2 separate regions of the Homo sapiens genome follow, and region 1 is linked to region 2. Evidence: chromatin loops called from intact Hi-C (ENCODE). Cell type or tissue: Calu3. All regions are shown on one strand. Each heading gives the region's core, and the rest is flanking DNA. Links, peaks and the distances in the headings are about the cores only.

Region 1 (2,918 bases), core at 250-2,749, 190 kb after region 2:
TCCTGTCTAAAGAAACTGAAACTGGAAATCATAGGTAATTCATAATGAGTATGGTTTATGAAAGAGAGATGATTTGAATAATTAGTGGACCCATTTTGGAAGAAAATGTCTTGATCCTAAAGGATTGGTTAATAGAATGCACATTGGAGTTTTATTTTAAAAGATGTGTCTATATTGTTTTTATGATTCTACACCTTAACCAGCTTCTTTAGATTAACCAAGCAACTACTGATTCTGAGCACAAGATGTAAGAAGGCTACTCCCAAGAAGCCTACTCACAAGAAGGCTACTCCCAAAAACAAATCAACAGAGCTATTAAAAGAGATTATGGTTTGGCTGGGCACAGTGGCTCATGCCTGTAATCCCAGCATTTTGGGAGGCCAAGGCAGGTGGATCACTTGAGGTCAGGAGTTCCAGACCAGCCTGGCCAACATGATAAAACCCCATTTCTACTAAAAATACAAAAACTAGTTGGGTGTGGTGGCACATGCCTGTAATCCCAGCTTCTTGGGAGGCTGAGGCGCTGCAATCGCTTAAACCTGGGAGGCAGAAGCTGTAATGAGCCCAGATCGTGTGACTGCACTCCAGCTGGGCAACAAAGCAAGACTCCATCTCAAAAAAAGATATTATGGTTCAAACAGAGAGGATAGACCTGAAAAAAATAGTAGAAAATGCTTCCCTTTGATTTCCTACAAGGGAGAGAAGAAATTTTAAAATGTTTGGAAACTAATTTGCCAAATGATCATCTTCTTACTGACTAACTCAACGAATGAACAATTCACTGAGCAATCATCTGGCAAATCCTTTACACAGGGTTTAGAGCAATTTCTCATAGCCATTGCACCAGGGCACAGGAAGGTGCAGAAGCAGGAGCAATAGGGACAGAGGCAAAAGTAATTAAGACAAAAAACAGTGCTTTAAAAAATAAACAAACAAATGGAAAACACTTGACCATCCCGTAGAAAATGTTGACCATTCTAAAAATTCTCAGAGTCTGGAATGTGAAAAACAGGCAAAGTTCATATTAAACAGCAGTTGGCCAATGCATGCCCAGGAAGAGAACAGCAGTGATGACAGGGACAAAGTAAAAAATATAAACCTCAATTTTTCAGCAAAATCATTATTTGGTCAAGTGATTTTTGCAGAATTAGCTTTGGTGAGCTGGTCATTTACCAAATGGTCTTTGGTATATTCATGTTGGGTGAAGTAGCCAGCTTCCAAGGTAAAAAGGAGAGCCTTCTGGCTTGAGCGAAGGAATCACTTAACTCCAAAGTCAGTTCCATAGGGTAAGGGACAATATCTATTTGGTTTACTCTGCACTTACCCCAAGGCCCAACACATACCAGACACTCAAAAACTATGTTTCATGAATAAATGTTGAAGACTAATAATTAACAGAAAGGTTTTATACATAGGTCAGGGCCCAGAGAGGCAAGAGCCTTGAGTGTTATGCTGTGCATGCTGCGACTTACCCTATCTGTAAAAAGGAACTCATTGAAGGCTTCTGAGCAGCAAAGTAACATGACTGAAAGAAGTGGCAGGAAGAGTAACCTGTTTTTAATTAGCAGAATACACTTAAAGAGAAGAAACTGCAACCCAAATGTCTCTCAGTGGATGAATGAATAAACAAAATGTGGCATAGACATATAATGGAATATTATTCAGCCTTAAAAAGGAAGGAAATTCTGACACATGCTACAACATAGATGAACTTTGAGGACATTATGCAAAGTGAAACAAGCCAGCCACAAAAGGACCTATATTGTATACTTCCACTTATATGAGGTACTTTGAGTAGTTAAATTCATAGAGATAGAAAGTAGAATAGTGGCTGCCAGAAGCTGGGAGGAGGGGAAATAGGTAATTAGTGTTTAATGGGTACAGAGTTTCTGTTTAGGAAGATGAAACATTTCTCGAGATGGATGATGGTGATGGTTGCAGAACAATGGGAATATACTTAGTGCCACTGAACTGTGCACTTCAAAATGGTTAAAATGGTCAATTTTATGTTATGTGTATTCTACCACAATACAAATAATCTGGAAGTCAAAGAGAACATGGCTAGATTGGAAAATTGCATTTTTCTATATGACCAGAGCAAACAGTTTTAAGGGTACAAGAGTTGAGTTAGAGTGATCATCAGCAAGTCATGAAGGGCCCTAGCAACTCTGATTAAGGGTGTGGACTTGGTACTGATATTTGAGTAATTCTAACTAAAATGTTCCTACTCACTAATAGGGGGTAAAAGAGGAGAAAACGCTAATAGGATGATTCAAGAAGCTATGTCATTCATGCGTGGTCTAATCCAGGGTCTTGGTAATAGAAACAGAAAGGAAGAAAAGAATGGTTATCATAGGCATCACAAAGGAAGTATAGATACTATTTTGATTGATTGGATCGGGGAAGGGGTTGAGAACAAGGAAACATCAAAGTTTTTCACCTGGGGAACTGGAAAATAAATGGTAACATTAAAAGAAAAGGTATGGCCTTAAAGGAAGATGTGGTTTATAGGTAAAAGCGATGATTTCCCTATTTGACATGTTACATAGGAGGTGACAATGGAAAATCAAAACAGAGAAGTCTAGTAAGCAGCTGGAGATGTCAGAAAATGATGAACAAAGTATAACTAGTTCAAACTACCAAAGGTAGGCTGAGGACAGACCCCTTACCATATAGCAGCTGGTAAATTAATAATAGTCTTCAAATATGGTGGTGAACAAACTGTCTTCATTGAAAATGACTGATTACTAAGAAAGTTGTTGAAAAGGTAATAAAATAACACTACGTACATCCTTCTGCCTAAAATTAGGCCCAGTTTTATTTAGATGAAGTACAATGTCCTCTATATCTCATGGACAATGTCCTGGAATCACATCGCTTACTGAAATACTTTTTGAAATATATGTCCTCGGATGGAG
Region 2 (2,918 bases), core at 210-2,709:
AGACATGAGCCCACTCTGCTGTGAGGGAGAACCTGTCCCAGGTCTCTCTCCTGGCTTCTGGTGGTTGGCTGGCAATCTTTGGCATCCCTTGGATTGGAGTTACATCTCCCCACCTCTGTCTTTATGTTCAAGACGTTCTCCCTGTGTACAAATTTCCCCTTCCTATAAAGGCACCAGTTATCTTGGTTTGGGACCCACCCTACTCCAGTACGACTTCATCTAAACTAATTGTATCTACAACGACCTTATTGCCAAATAACGTCACATTCTGAGGAAATGGGGATTAGGACTTCTACACATCTTTTGAGGGGAAGATATCACTCAACCTATAGCGATACCTCTTCTTTTGGCTGTTCAGTTGCAGTATTTAATCCAGTGCGATGAATGTGACAGTAAGTGTCCCAATGTGAATTAAGTCACCAGGCCAGCTCTGCCTACAAAAGCGCATAGTAGCACCATGGTTAGTTACCTCACACCAACACACCAAACAGCTTCACTTTCAAGATGACTGGAGAAGAGGTTGAGTGGGGTTTCATCAAACTTGTGGTCATTCTGACTAAAAGCTGGAATGGGAACTTTTCATTGTCACTTAAGACATAATGGCATTGTTGAACTTTAATGGCACAGCAAATAGAATATCAGTTTATGGGGCACACTCAGGTGCTTCTGTGCTGTCATCTCATTTGAGGCTTTTCAAAGGACAGTGGTGCTTTTAATCACAGCAACACTATATAATAATTAGTAATGACAATATGTACTTTGAGTTGCCCTAGAGGGCCACAGAATCTCAGGCTGCCACCCCTGCAATTAGATTAACAGCTGGCAAAAAGCCAAATTAGGGAGAGAGGGGAGAGATCTACTATCAAATTCAATAGGCGTTTGTTTTGAATTAAGCATTCAACCTCCTGGTGGGGAAATCTGCTCTGATTGTACCCTGCCATTTATATACGTAAAATACGTTAAAAGAAAAATACATATTCTGTACCCTGTTAGCCATTAACAGTTTTCAGAGTTCTTTCTCATTAGGCTATTTCTAATGGGACCCATGAGACTCAAGTTCATGATTGAGGGAGCTGCCCCTATGCCAGAGAAGGTCCCTGAGAACAACCAGGAAGACACAGTTTGTATGCCCCTTATTTATTTTATTTCATTCAAGCAAACAGTTGGCAAGAGCAGACATTTCCTATTGCCTGGGCACTGTTTAATCACTGTTTAAATATTTGCCATCCTGTCTTTGTTTTGGTTAGAATTGCTGAGTTAATGTAATACAGATTTGTACCCTCTGCTGAGTGAAATATAGATTTCGTCTTCTGAACTAGGGCTATGTTCACTGGAAATAGTTTTCTCACTCCCCACCCCCACTGCTTGTCTTTCATTTTATGCATTATATTAATCCTTTTCATAGCTTCTCAAATGCCTACAGGTTACCGACAAATTGCCCCCAGGCAGTTTCAACACTTTCGGTTTCAGCAAACCTGGCCTTATGTGTGACTCATTGTGAAATTTTAAGGACTCTTAAGTCAATCTCTGAGTACCAACTTAGAAAAATATCCGTCCTAGGCAAGAACCTCATCATCTGATGGACATTCTGAGGTTAAGGTAAAATGAGTTTCTGGCCTCAGGCCAGTTTCTGACCGGCAGCGGGTTTGTACCAAGGACCCCTTCTGTTAACGAAACTCTGCAAGGTGGAGCTGGATCCGGGTTAACTTGGCTTCTGTGTAACCTGATTTCCCCCAGGCCTCACAGCCTGGGTATACTTAAACAGTCACCTTAACAGTCATAACTCAGATTTCACTGCCTCTCACTCCCACCTGTTGATAGAGAGCCTATGGCTCCATATTTTACAGAATTTTTATAAAAGTGCATTTCAATTTTAACAGACTCTCAATGTCACACTTCACAAATCGAATGGGATCTGAACAGGAAAGAACTATGAGTATGTGGCAGCATTCTCACTCTTTCTCCTCCTCTCTGATAACCATGATTCAGTTCTCTAGCAAGGCTGTCATTTCCGGCTCCTTCTCCCCTCAGAACAAGCACCCTCTCACTCCCACACTCCTCAGTCCTCAGCAGTAGGTTCTTCTGCAAGAACTTGCAGACTGGCCAGATGGTCAGCTCTCAATCCCAATTGGACTCTACCTTAGGACTCCAGCAGACCTGAAATAGCTGCTCACTTCTCTGGAAAAAAACTTTGTTGAAATTAAAAGGTCTGAGGCCTCTTATTCCAATAATTGCAGACTAGGTAATTACTACCAAACCATCTACAAAAGCAAACTAGAAAAACTGGATAAAATATTAAAAATATGTTCAATGAAACAAGAAAGTGAACACAATAGTGAATAATCATCATGACAGAACCCAACAGAAGACATAAGATAGAAAACGAATGAGAAGAACCCTACCAAAGCCCTAACTTACTGACATGAAAGTTTCCAGGCCATATCATAGGAATGAGAAACTCCAGTGCAGCTCAACGATTCCCTACAATGAAGAAATGAAGCAAGGGTTTGGAAAGACCAACATGGCTAAAGTTGGCAGGACAGAGAGGGGACAAAGAGTTGCAGGGAAAGAGAATCAGACATCTGTAGATGGTCCCCCTGAATATTCAACAGAGTACTAATCAGTGCACACAGCTGAGGAAGCTAGCAGAGACCAGGGGAAGAACCATCTAAAAGAATTACAAAGAACAGCAACTGGAGCTCACATGAGGTCAGAAAAAGTGACTGTTGCCAGTAACTAGATTGAAGAACCTTATAATTTTACATATAATTGAGTAGAATATTCAGAAAGATGTTGCCTCAGTAGTAGAAGGTTATTAGCCCTAAGCTAAACGATGTTCTAGTCTTGCTTTCCAAATATGAAAGGTAAGCCATAAATGGATCAGTTTCTAAGTAACTTAACTGCATCTCAGAACAAAG

The links. A loop is a pair of places that touch in the nucleus more often than their neighbours do. Peaks named below come from ENCODE experiments on the same cell type or tissue, not always from the same donor. Only the 100,000 strongest peaks of a DNase experiment are listed, where the experiment ranks them.
Region 1: a loop joins it to region 2, with 2.0 times the contacts of the local background. A loop is called at or near these places in 3 of 110 quality-filtered maps.

What each region holds. Positions count from the first base shown.
Region 1 is chr13:50,173,671-50,176,588 of GRCh38, reverse strand. The region is part of intron 2 of DLEU1 (deleted in lymphocytic leukemia 1); the gene reads right to left. Among named protein-coding and RNA genes, the nearest start is that of DLEU2, 50 kb to the right of the region's middle. In Calu3, for the core only: no CTCF peak of the experiment used is centred there; no DNase peak of the experiment used is centred there.
Region 2 is chr13:50,364,585-50,367,502 of GRCh38, reverse strand. All of the region lies in intron 2 of DLEU1 (deleted in lymphocytic leukemia 1), which reads right to left. Among named protein-coding and RNA genes, the nearest start is that of DLEU1-AS1, 160 kb to the left of the region's middle. RefSeq lists a silencer at 376-670. In Calu3, for the core only: no CTCF peak of the experiment used is centred there; a DNase peak (open chromatin) is centred at 1,442.